Linked DNA regions of Mus musculus: region 1 is linked to region 2. The links are chromatin loops, found by intact Hi-C in ENCODE. Cell type or tissue: gastrocnemius. All regions are shown on one strand. Each heading gives the region's core, and the rest is flanking DNA. Links, peaks and the distances in the headings are about the cores only.

Region 1 (5,379 bases), core at 322-5,321, 49 kb after region 2:
CAGCCCAGAGATGGTCCCACCCACAAGGGGCCTTTCCCCCTTGATCACTAATTGAGAAAATGCCTTACAGTTGGATCTCATGGAGGCCTTTCCCCAACTGAAGCTCCTTTCTCTGTGATAACACCAGCTGTGTCATGTTGACACAAAACTAGCCAGTACACTTCCTTACAAACCTTACCTAGGCCTAGAACGTTTTCAGCCTCTGAGACTGACTGCTAAGTAAGCTCGCCCCTTTCTAGTTCTTTCTGAACTCTGGCTGGCTGGTTGTGCTGTTCTGGCTCAAACTTCTCTCCAAGCTAATTGAATCAGTTTGACTTTTCTCTCCTCAGCTCTGACTTTTTGCTCAGCTTTGCTTCATTCTGACTTTGGCAATATGTTCTAACTTTCTGACTCCTCCTCGTTCTCTGGCTCTTTCTGTCTTCACCCATGTCTAGTTTGTTCTCTCTCTGAAACCTGTCTCAGTGAAACTCTCTCAGTAAAACATAAAAATGCCTCCTTCCCTTTTCTCTATCTTCACGGGTCTCTCTTAAGTAGCCTCTCTTTTTCTCTCTATTTCCATAAGAGTTGGGCATATTCTATTCTGTAGAATCTTTCTCTGAGTCAGCTCTTTGTTTGCCTCTTTTCTAGCCATCACTTTCAAACATGGGTGCTTCCGTCTACAAACCAATTTTACTAAGGGGATGTCTGTATTCTACTCAGAGGGATTAAAGATGTGTGCTAAGGGCTGAGCCACACCACATCTGAAAACAGTTTTTAAAAAGATTTGAATATAGTTTTTCAAGGGCATAGGGTAAAAAGATGTGAATTGTGTATCTTAAACACAAGTTTTATAGTATTTGAAACAAAGGATTTATATTTGCTATTTCTTATAGTATGATAATTATAGTCTTGAGTTCCTGCTTCTTTGACTTCCCAATATGACGGACTTGCTTCCTCAGAGATTGCTTGTTGCTGTGGCATTTTACCGCAGTAATAGAAATGAAATGAGAATAACATTTTATTTGTCTTTTTTTTTTGTTTGATACTTAACATGATCTCTAGTTCCATTCATTTTTCTGCAAACCTCCAAGTTTGAATGGGGGTTTCAGTCTCTAAAGATTTTGATCAGTCTAAGGGCATATCTGTTAGATATCATGGTAGCCACAGGACTCAATTCTAAGACAAACTTAAATATTGAGGGATTAATTGATGAATTCTTGAATTTCTTTTTATTAAGAGAATCTAAATTTTAATTTTAAAATTCTGCCCTTTTTCCTTTAACTGTAAGTTGAGTCTTTTGTTTTCTATTTTTAAAAATTAAAAAAAAATTTCTTTTCTTCTGTTATTTTTTCCATGAGTTTTAATATATACTTTTTAAAAAGACCTATTTCTGACACAATTTAGGCTGGGCAATGGTGGTGCATGCCTTTAATCCCTGCACTTAGGAGGCAGAGGCAGGTGGATTTCTGCGTTTGAGGCCAGCCTGGTCTACAGAGTGAGTTCCAAGACAGCCAGGGCTATACAGAGAAACCCACAGTCATCTATAAGAAGGAACACAGGGGCCCCAGTGGAGAAGCTAGAGAAAGCACCAAAGGAGCTGAAGGGGTCTGCAACCCTATAGGTGGAACAACAATATCAACTAAACAGTACCCCCAGAGCTCATGTCTCTAGCTGCATATGTAGCAGAAGATGACCTAGTCGGCCATCACTGGGAATAGAGGCCCCTTGGTATTGCAAACTTTATATGCCCCAGTACAATGGTATGCCAGGGCCAAGAAGTGGGAGTGGGTGGGTAGAGGAGCAGGGCGGGGTGGGGGGTATAGGGAACTTTCCGGATAGCATTTGAAATTTGAAATATATATAAAGAAAAGATCTAATAAAAAAAAAAAGAAAGAAAAACCAGAAAAAAACAAAAAACAAAAACCTGACACAATTTAGGATGCAAATTTTTGCATCTTTTACATAGTCTATTTCAAATTCAATACTAACATATGAAACTTGATATTTATACAGACAAATTTGAAATTTGTATATAGACTTTGGAATTATATCATAACCCAAACTGTTCTTACAGATGCAGCATTTCTTTTTTTCCCTGGAAGAAAATGACCTTCTAAAAGACAATTATGTACCCCATACCTAGTATCTTGACCAGCATGCTTGTATTCCACTGCATTTGTCTAATGAATGGTTCCTATAAACAACATAAAGGAAGAGTTCTCTCCTTTGCCAAGTTTCCCCATGGAAATGAATTAGATTTTTAAGTTAAAAAAAAAAAAAAAAGTGGAAACAACAAACCACAACAACAAACCCAGTCAGCTTTTGGTTCTTAACTGAACTCTTTTAAACTCCAACCCCAGCACACGATCCATTAGGTCACAACTTGTCCCTTGTGAAAGACTGTGGCTCATCAACTAGTGCTTGCAAGAAATTATTTTTTGTTTTTTAAATTTTTTTATTTTTTGTAACAGGAAGAGGGTATCGGATCCCATTACAGATGGTTCTGAGACACCATGTGGTTGCTGGGAATTGAACTGAGGATCTCAGGATGAGTAGTCAGTGTTCTTAACCACTGAGTCATCTCTCCAGCCCCACAACAAAATTTCAAACCAACTGTTTTTACTCAAAAGCAAGGTGTACATTGTTGTAACAGATGATCGGATTGAGCAGAATTACAGGTGTGATGTACAATCTAGTTCAGAAGTGAGAACCACGTGAAATAAAACGTTAAAATCATATAGAGTGAATCTCAGATGCGACTTTAGGTTCCGAGTTGGGTGATGGAACAAGGGAAGCTGTCTTAAAAGGCACCCAGCAAGTGGGACGCAGCTCACTAAAGCCAGCGCCTGCATCCAGGCCCCGTGGCTGGCACTGTAATCAGTTGGCTGCAGGGCGCCATCCCCTCATCCCATCTACACTCCTCCACCATGCTCCAACCTCCAAGCCGCCAAAGGAAAACCCAGATCTGGGTCTGGACTCAAAGTCCCGCCTTCGGCCCACCCAGAACACCAGACCCCGCCCTCGCCCCCGCCCAGGACGCCAAGCCCCGCCTTCTCCGGGTTCCCCTCTGCACAGGCGCAGAAGCTCCTGCGTGTGGAAGCTGCGGCCCGGCGGGCGGGGTGAGTTGGGGCCCAGGCTTTGGGGTCACTGTAACCACTGTGTCTTCGCTTGGGCGACGAGACCTTCCTGTACGTCAACCAGCCTAGAAAGAGAGGTTTCCTAGCCTACCCTCGCGTCCAGATTCACAAAGGCACCAGGCGGCCTCCCGGGCCGAGTGCTGGCGGCAGGGGGGAAGAGCCGGGGTCGGGGAGGGAGCCAGGCCGAGTCTCGTCTTTTTGGTGACCCGGGCATGCAGCGTCCGCTTGTCCCCTCGGGGTCTCCCCTCGCAGCACATCCCGCTCTGCTAACTTGGGGTGCATTCATGGCCTGACGAAGAGCCTAGACACAGCTTTTTGGCGACGCCAAATATTAGGTTAGGGGTCGATCCTATACCTGAGCCCACGTCCGGCTCCCGGACTTCTGCAAGTCACTTTACCTCTATCCAGTTCCAAGTGTAAATTAAGGATGATGATAGTGACGTATCTCAAAGTGCTTGTAAGAGGTTCATAGAATTGAGTGTTTTGAGCCCGGGTATCTAAAAGGAAGATGTTTGCATTTCCTCTTCTCACGCTGGAGAATAGCAGCCCAAAACTTAAAAAAAAATCAAAACAAAAACCAATTTGACAAGGGAAGCTTGTAGCCAGTTGAAAAGTGTGATATTAATTGCGTTAGCCGTACATCCTTTGTTAGAGGTAACGCAAGTGCTAGATAATATTTAAATTAAAAGCTGAAGTTGACGTCTCAGCAGGTCGCCAAACCTGATGGTTCAATCTCCTGGACCCACGAGGTGAAAGAGAGAAGCTACTCTGACCTCACTAATGCAAATCGAAACACTAAACACGTGCACAGCCATACATATAAAATACATCAATAGATTTATGTTTTAAAAGAAAGCTGTAACGTTTGATGTTTGCAAAACCTCAAAAAAAAAAAAAAAAAAGAAAGAAAGAAAAAGCCAGAACATGTTTGTGGTGAAGTCAGGCCTGAAACTTCTGTCCTTTGATGGCTCTGCCTGCAACATTGGCCCTTGTTTGGCATCTTAAAACTTGGAGTTTGGGCATGTTCTGATGTAGTAGTAATTGTTCTATACTCAGCATTATGTTTCATGCCAAAATGACCAGTTACCATACAGTTTCTGTGCTCCAAGTCTCTAATGGGTTCCCCTGAACCCAGATTCATGTTGCTGCTTAGTCCTTGTCTTACCCACCTGAAGAGAGAGACTTTATGGAAGTTATGGGCAAAGTACCCTTTTCCAGTCTAGTCGGGTTGAGTGTTCATAGAATGTACCATGAAATATACAACCATGTGCTGAATCCTGTGAGTCAGTCCTCTTGACTCCTCAGTGCCAGGAGAGACTTGGAGGTTTCCAGACACAATTTTGATAATGGAAAGCCTTTGAAAGTCCAGTAGTTGGATTTTAATGTTGTTTGCTTGCTTGTTCTGCCTTAAGTGGCATTTGTAGGAGAAGGTTACATGGTATTGCCACATTATGGCTTGTGGATGTTCAGATAACGTTACATCTGCTAGAAAAATGATTGGAAATTGCCCCTCCATTACCGGGAGACGTTTGAGACAACGGTTTCGAAAAAGGTAGCAGGTTGTTTACAAAGTCAAAATCAAAAATCTGCCTCTGAGTATTCTTCCAGAGGTCATCATTATCTGTACATAAATCTTCATCAAGGGTTTATCTGTTATAGGGGAAAATATATCATTTCTCGTGAGCTGTTTCTGTCTGAGAATGCCTTACTCTGGCCAGGGCTCAAATTAAAGTTAGTGGATGCAGGTTTGTAAATTTAGAGGTGGAAAGCCGGGATTGGTGGGGCGGTAGGGGAGGTGCAGGTGAGACTGAAAAGGGTTTGGAGTGTCTGAGTATTGTGCACAGAAGTTGTCCAGGGAGAGGTGTGGGGGATGAGGGTAAGCCCGGTCTTACAAGACTTTCTGAATACATGAGAAAATGGTGACTTGGGTTCATCTAGAATTGGCTTCTGCTAAATGGCTGATAGAGTGTTTACTTACTAAAGCTAAATGTGACCACGTGATTTTCTTTAGTCAGCTAATATGAGCTTCCAGGCAAAGCTTTACAAAATAGCTCTGTATTAATCTTTCTCCGTTCTGCTCTAGGAATTGAAGCATTGTTGAGGTGTGCTAGCAAGGACACTTGCACACACACCCCATATACACACTTAAAAAAATAATATGTGAAAACAGTATTAAAAAAAGAAAAGAATGAAGAGCTGTAACAGATGAAGTTAAAAACAATGACTGAATCTCCATCCCCCTCTCAAAAATAATCCTTTTAGA
Region 2 (5,379 bases), core at 146-5,145:
GCTGAAGACATGGCTCAGTGGTTAAGAGCACTTGCTGGTCTTCCAGAAGGCCTGAGGCCATCTCATTACCAGCTTGAGAAGCTCACAACCACCTCTAACTCCAGCTCCAGGGAATCTAACAACCTCTTCTTGACACATACACAGTTTAAAAATATCCCCAAACCCCACAAATATCAGTATTGCTATGCCTATTAGGTGTTACAAAGATGTGGGAAAGTGTATAGGCACAGACATAAAGTAGATGCTAGGTGCTAAGATAACAATAGACATGTATAATATATAAATTAATAGAGTACATAGAAGAGGCCTGCAACCTTAGCACTTAGTAGGTGCAGGCAGGAGGATCAGAAAGGTAAAGTAGAACATTAATGGTATCATACTTGTCAACTTGACACAAACCTAGATGTCCCTTCAAAGAGGACTCTCAATTGAGTAATTACCTTCATTAGACTGGCCTGTGGGCTTGTCTGTGAGGCATTTTCTTGATTGCTAATTGATATGGGAGGAGCCAGTCCACTGTGGGCAGTGCCATCCCTGAGCAGGTGGGCTCATGAAACATAACAAAGTAGTAAGCCACGGTGAATTAAGATTTTCTCCATGGTCTCTGCTTCAGTTTTGAAGCAGATTCCCGCCATGGCCTTCCTCGATGCTGGAGCAGAAGGTGAAGCCAACCCTTTATATACCCAAGTTGCCTTTGTCAGCATTTTATCACAATAACAGAGAAGCAAATCAGAACACTTGAGTTCACAGTGAGTTCCAGGCCAGCCCAGGATACTGCAACCCTCTCCCCCAAGACAGAGTTTCTCTGTGTAGCTTTGGCCATTCTTTTTTTTTTTTTTTTTTTTTAAAGATTTATTTATTTATTACATGTAAGTACACTGTAGCTGTCTTCAGACACACCAGAAGAGGGCGTCAGATTTCGCTACAGATGGTTGTGAGCCACCATGTGGTTGCTGGGATTTGAACTCTGGACCTTTGGAAGAACAGTCGGGTGCTCTTACCCACTGAGCCATCTCACCAGCCCAGCTTTGGCCATTCTTGAACTCATTCTGTAGACCAGGCTGGCCTCAAACTCAAGAGATCAGCCTGCCTCTGCCTCTGCCTCTGCCTCTGCCTCCTCTGCCTTTGCCTCTGCCTCCTCTGCCTCTGCCTCTGTCTCCTCTGCCTCTGCCTCTGCCTCTGCCTCCTCTGCCTCTGCCTCCTCTGCCTCCTCTGCCTCCTCTGCCTCCTCTGCCTCCTCTGCCTCCTCTGCCTCTGCCTCTGCCTCTGCCTCTGCCTCTGCCTCTGCCTCTGCCTCTGCCTCTGCCTCTGCCTCCTGCGTTCTGGGATTAAAGATGTGTGCTAACGCCTTCCCGTTTTTAAAGTGTTATAGGAGCTAGGTGTAGTGGCTCACACTTTTAGTTCCAGCACTCAGGAGAAAGAGGCAGGCAGATCTTTGTGAGTTTAAGGACAGCCAAAGGTACATAGTGAGATCTTGTCTAAAACAGTAAAAAAAAAAGAAAGAAAGAAAGAAAGAAAAAAGTGTCATAGAAGCACATAAAACATCGCAAGCAGTTTGTTACAGAATCTTTATGCAAGGCTGATAAAACAAAAGGAAAAGAGCAGAGAGAATTAAAGCAAATCTAAATCTCTATGATGCACAACTTGGGTGATGGTTGTGTCTTTAAAACACATTTTGAAAAATATGATCTGAGGGGCTGGAGAGATGGCTCAGCGGTTAAGAGCACTGACTGCTCTTCCAGAGATCCTGAGTTCAATTCCCAGCAACCACATGGTTGTTCACAACCATCTGTAATGGAACCTGATGCCCTCTTCTGGTGTGTCTGAAGACAGCTACAGTGTACTCATATAAATAAAATAAATAAATCTTTAAAAAAAAGAAAAAGAAAAATATGATCTGCCGGGCGTGGTGGCACACGCCTTTAATCCCAGCACTCGGGAGGCAAAGGCAGGCGGATTTCTGAGTTCCAGGCCAGCCTGGTCTACAAAGTGAGTTCCAGGACAACCAGGGCTATGCAGAGAAACCCTGTCTTGAAAAAACAAAACAAACAAACAAACAAACTGATCTGCAGTGAAACAAACAGTAATGTTCACAAATGTATTACATGCCTCTCAACATTTTTTAGGTACCTTGGCTATTAAGTTGGAGTCATTTGGGTATATTCTGGTCAGTGGGTCATGAAAATTGATTGGGTTGTTTCTATTTCAAGACTCTTAATACTAGTTATTAAAGAGCTCGCTTGAGTCATGTTCTGCCCAGAAAGATGTTGATCTTGGAAGCAAGGAACATTGAAATGAATAGTTGGGAGATAGAAACCCTCTAGTTCTCTGAAGATCTAGAGGGCAGCCAGGAAGAACTAGCCAGCTTTAGGAAATACCATGAGAATGAGACGAATTTTCAAGCTAAGTTGGGGGTATAACAATGTTATAACAATGAAGCCTAGTCTAGCTCATCCAAATTCAAGAATAAATGTATTTCACAGGTTAATTGTGTACGTGCCTAAGTGGGTGGAATTTAAAAACATCTTTTCTATAGTTGGCATACTAGTTTCACTTATAGAAATTGTTTTCACTCCATTCCACATCTCAATTAGACTCCACTCACAAAGGAAAAACATTGGTGCTATCTTCCTCGGAATTCTTGACTAATTTTCAGGTGTGCCCAATCATTTAGAGACATTTTTTAATTTAAATTAAAACTTAAAAGATTTAGATAGATCCTCACCTGTCCTAGGCTGGCCCAAAACAACGTATCTGAGGGTATTGAATACCCTTAGCTTGCAGGTGTATATAGTGCTGAGTATCACCCAGAGCTTCTGGGGCACCAGCAAGCATTTTACATCCTTGATTATCTACATCCCTTTTCCTCTTTTCCCCTAGATGGCGTCTCAGCATGAAGCAAGGACTGGCCTGAAACTCCTCATGTTCTTGACTCTGCCGCCGAAGTACAGTACGAAACGCGAACGCAAAGTTGCAATGATAACAGCAACATTTAAATATTATTTAATTGCATTTCTGCGGCATACCCATTTGGAACGTAAGTGTTAGCTAGATGTACATTTATATGCTCATGTTTTTAGGTAAACAAGTAGCCGGCTCTGACATAAAAAGATTGCTACTCTAAGTTAAGTCTACACTTAACTCGTTAGGCTTAATACCGACAGGAACTTTACTAAGAGCACTTACATCTTAAGGCCAAAATTACTTTCATTTATTTCTCCTTTCAGCCCTAGGGAAAAAGCAGTCATATACTGCCATGCTTTCTTCAACGCCAGTGTGCTATTTCTGAAGGCCTACACCGTGGATTAACAAGATCCCTAAATGGACCCAAAAGAAAACCGCACTAGACCAGAAACCCAGTGTGTGGACGCTCTGGAGGAGAATTGGCAGGAAACCTCGGGGAGAGCCTCTCGCCACCGGGAGCCTCCGCCCGTGTTTCCTTAGCTCCCGCCTCAACAAGCCCATTGGCGGTCGGGCGGTTGCTAGCTTCCTCCGCAACTAGGGCGGGCCGGAACTTTTGTCTGCCGGAACCGGTGTACGCCGCTCAGTGTTGTCGACCGGCGTCAAGGCGACGAGGGTGCTGTTCTCTTCCTCCGGCTGCGGTGGCTGTGGAGTTCAGCCCAGCCAGTCTGGTAGGAGCACAGTCGTCCGGACTGTGTCTATGGTCGCTCCGCGGGCCGCTTTGCTGGCTGGTGCATTTGTATCAGGGCAAGCAGTATTATTCCATGGCAGGGAACTTCTGGCAGAGCTCCCACTAGTAAGTGAGCTTCCATTTTCTCGCCTGGGGCCGGGGCTGGGGCACAGGAGGGCTGGGCCTGCCCATCCCTCGGGGTTTCCATCCTGGCCGCTGCGGGTGAGCCCTCCCTGGGAAGCCGGGGGTCCGAAACGTGATGCTGTCGTTTGCGAGCCTCCCCTCTTCTCACAGAGAGATTTCGGGAGCAGAGGGGAGGTGAGCTCGAAGGATGGGTAAGAGGTAAGGGGTTTGATCTCCGGGAAGGGAGTCGGAGGCGGTTTCATTTCAAATTTGGGGTTTGATTGGTGGGATGATGTGGGCACCGGCAAGGGAAAGAGTGACCCATTGTAGCTCTGTGAGGTTCCCTGCTTTGGATGGACATGGTTGGCTATTGCTAGCTAGCTTGTTTGTTTGTTTGTTTTTTCATAGCAGTGATATTATAATCTCTTGTCATTCGCCTTACTGTAGATTTAATATTTACTCAGAGGAGAGGAGTGAGTCGTGCTTGTTTCTACCTGCTGCTTCCTGGCCCAGCCTTATGCCTAGATTGACACCACTACCCCCATCCCCGAAGCAGTGTTTCTCACGTTGAGGGATGGCTGCCCTAAAACTCACAGGCTGGCATCGAACTTAATGAAATCTGCCTGCCTCTGCTTCTGCTTCTAAGTGTTGGAATTAAAGGCATGAGCCACCAATTGCAGGCTCCTAAATTGACTTTAATGCTTCTAGAATTTGCGAGCACAGGGGCTCTCAAAATATATCCATTTTCATTCATTAGCCAGTGTCTTATATTTTGCCTTAAAGTCGTGTATTTCCCAGATTTTGTCCTCTTCCTTTAACCACTTAAATCACTAAATTTTAATGTCTTTCAGTGACCATGGAAGGGCTAAAGTAATCTTAAAGATATTTGTCTCTAAATACATTTGGTTAAACATGCAGGAAGTTGTATGCTTGGGCTAAGCGTTGAGCAGGCTTTCCACTAAATACATAAAAAATGAACAGGACTAGATAGAGACATTTAGTTTAATTAAATTTTAGTGGGAAGAGAATAACAAAATTTTAATTCTGTGAATTGGTTTGCTTGTTTCCCTCTTTGCCTGAGAATAAAGAAGAAGAAGGGGGAAAAAAAAAGAAAGAAAGAAAACTGAATTTGGAAACCTGTTTCTGAAAGCAGGTCCTCCCTTGCTACCAAGTGTTTCTGGGAAGATGAAAGGCCAATGAAGCATCACTGGGGGACATTATTTTACATTGTTCTCACTCACTGAGATGTTTCCATTAAAAAAATGAAATACAAAAGGGGATGACCCAAAAAGGTGGGATAAAGCTTGGGCCTGTACTTAATCCTGGTGCTCAGATAATGCCTTGATTGCCTGTCTCAGTGACATAATACTAAGACAGGCAGTAGTAAGTCTTTGGATATAGCAAGAGTCTATCTTCCAGGATGGTTCTTAGTCTAGAGGGTCTGAAAACCTGTGTGCTGGTGTTTGGTACACATGACACTATGAAGGAAATTGAGAAAGAGGTAGAGAAGCTTTGAAACCATCAAGAGATTCTTTACCCTCAAGTTTTCCTGTTTTTTGTTTTTTTCTTCAAACGATCTTGCTGAGGCTGCCAGTGGGCTGCTGAAAAACTAGAGAACTCTGATG

The links. Peaks named below come from ENCODE experiments on the same cell type or tissue, not always from the same donor. Only the 100,000 strongest peaks of a DNase experiment are listed, where the experiment ranks them.
Region 1: it touches region 2 in a loop (2.9-fold over the local background); 12 of 42 quality-filtered maps call a loop at or near these places.

Annotation. Positions count from the first base shown.
Region 1 is chr4:21,773,220-21,778,598 of GRCm38, forward strand. Usp45 (ubiquitin specific petidase 45) reads left to right here and starts at 3,051. Exons shown (of 18, transcript NM_152825.2): 1 at 3,051-3,098. In gastrocnemius, for the core only: no CTCF peak of the experiment used is centred there; a DNase peak (open chromatin) is centred at 3,024; H3K4me3 peaks cover 1,625 bases; H3K27ac peaks cover 1,102 bases.
Region 2 is chr4:21,724,159-21,729,537 of GRCm38, forward strand. Ccnc (cyclin C) reads left to right here and starts at 3,543. Exons shown (of 12, transcript NM_016746.4): 1 at 3,543-3,757. The coding sequence starts at 3,726. In gastrocnemius, for the core only: a CTCF peak has its summit at 2,882; DNase peaks (open chromatin) are centred at 2,900 and 3,525; H3K4me3 peaks cover 1,958 bases; H3K27ac peaks cover 1,604 bases.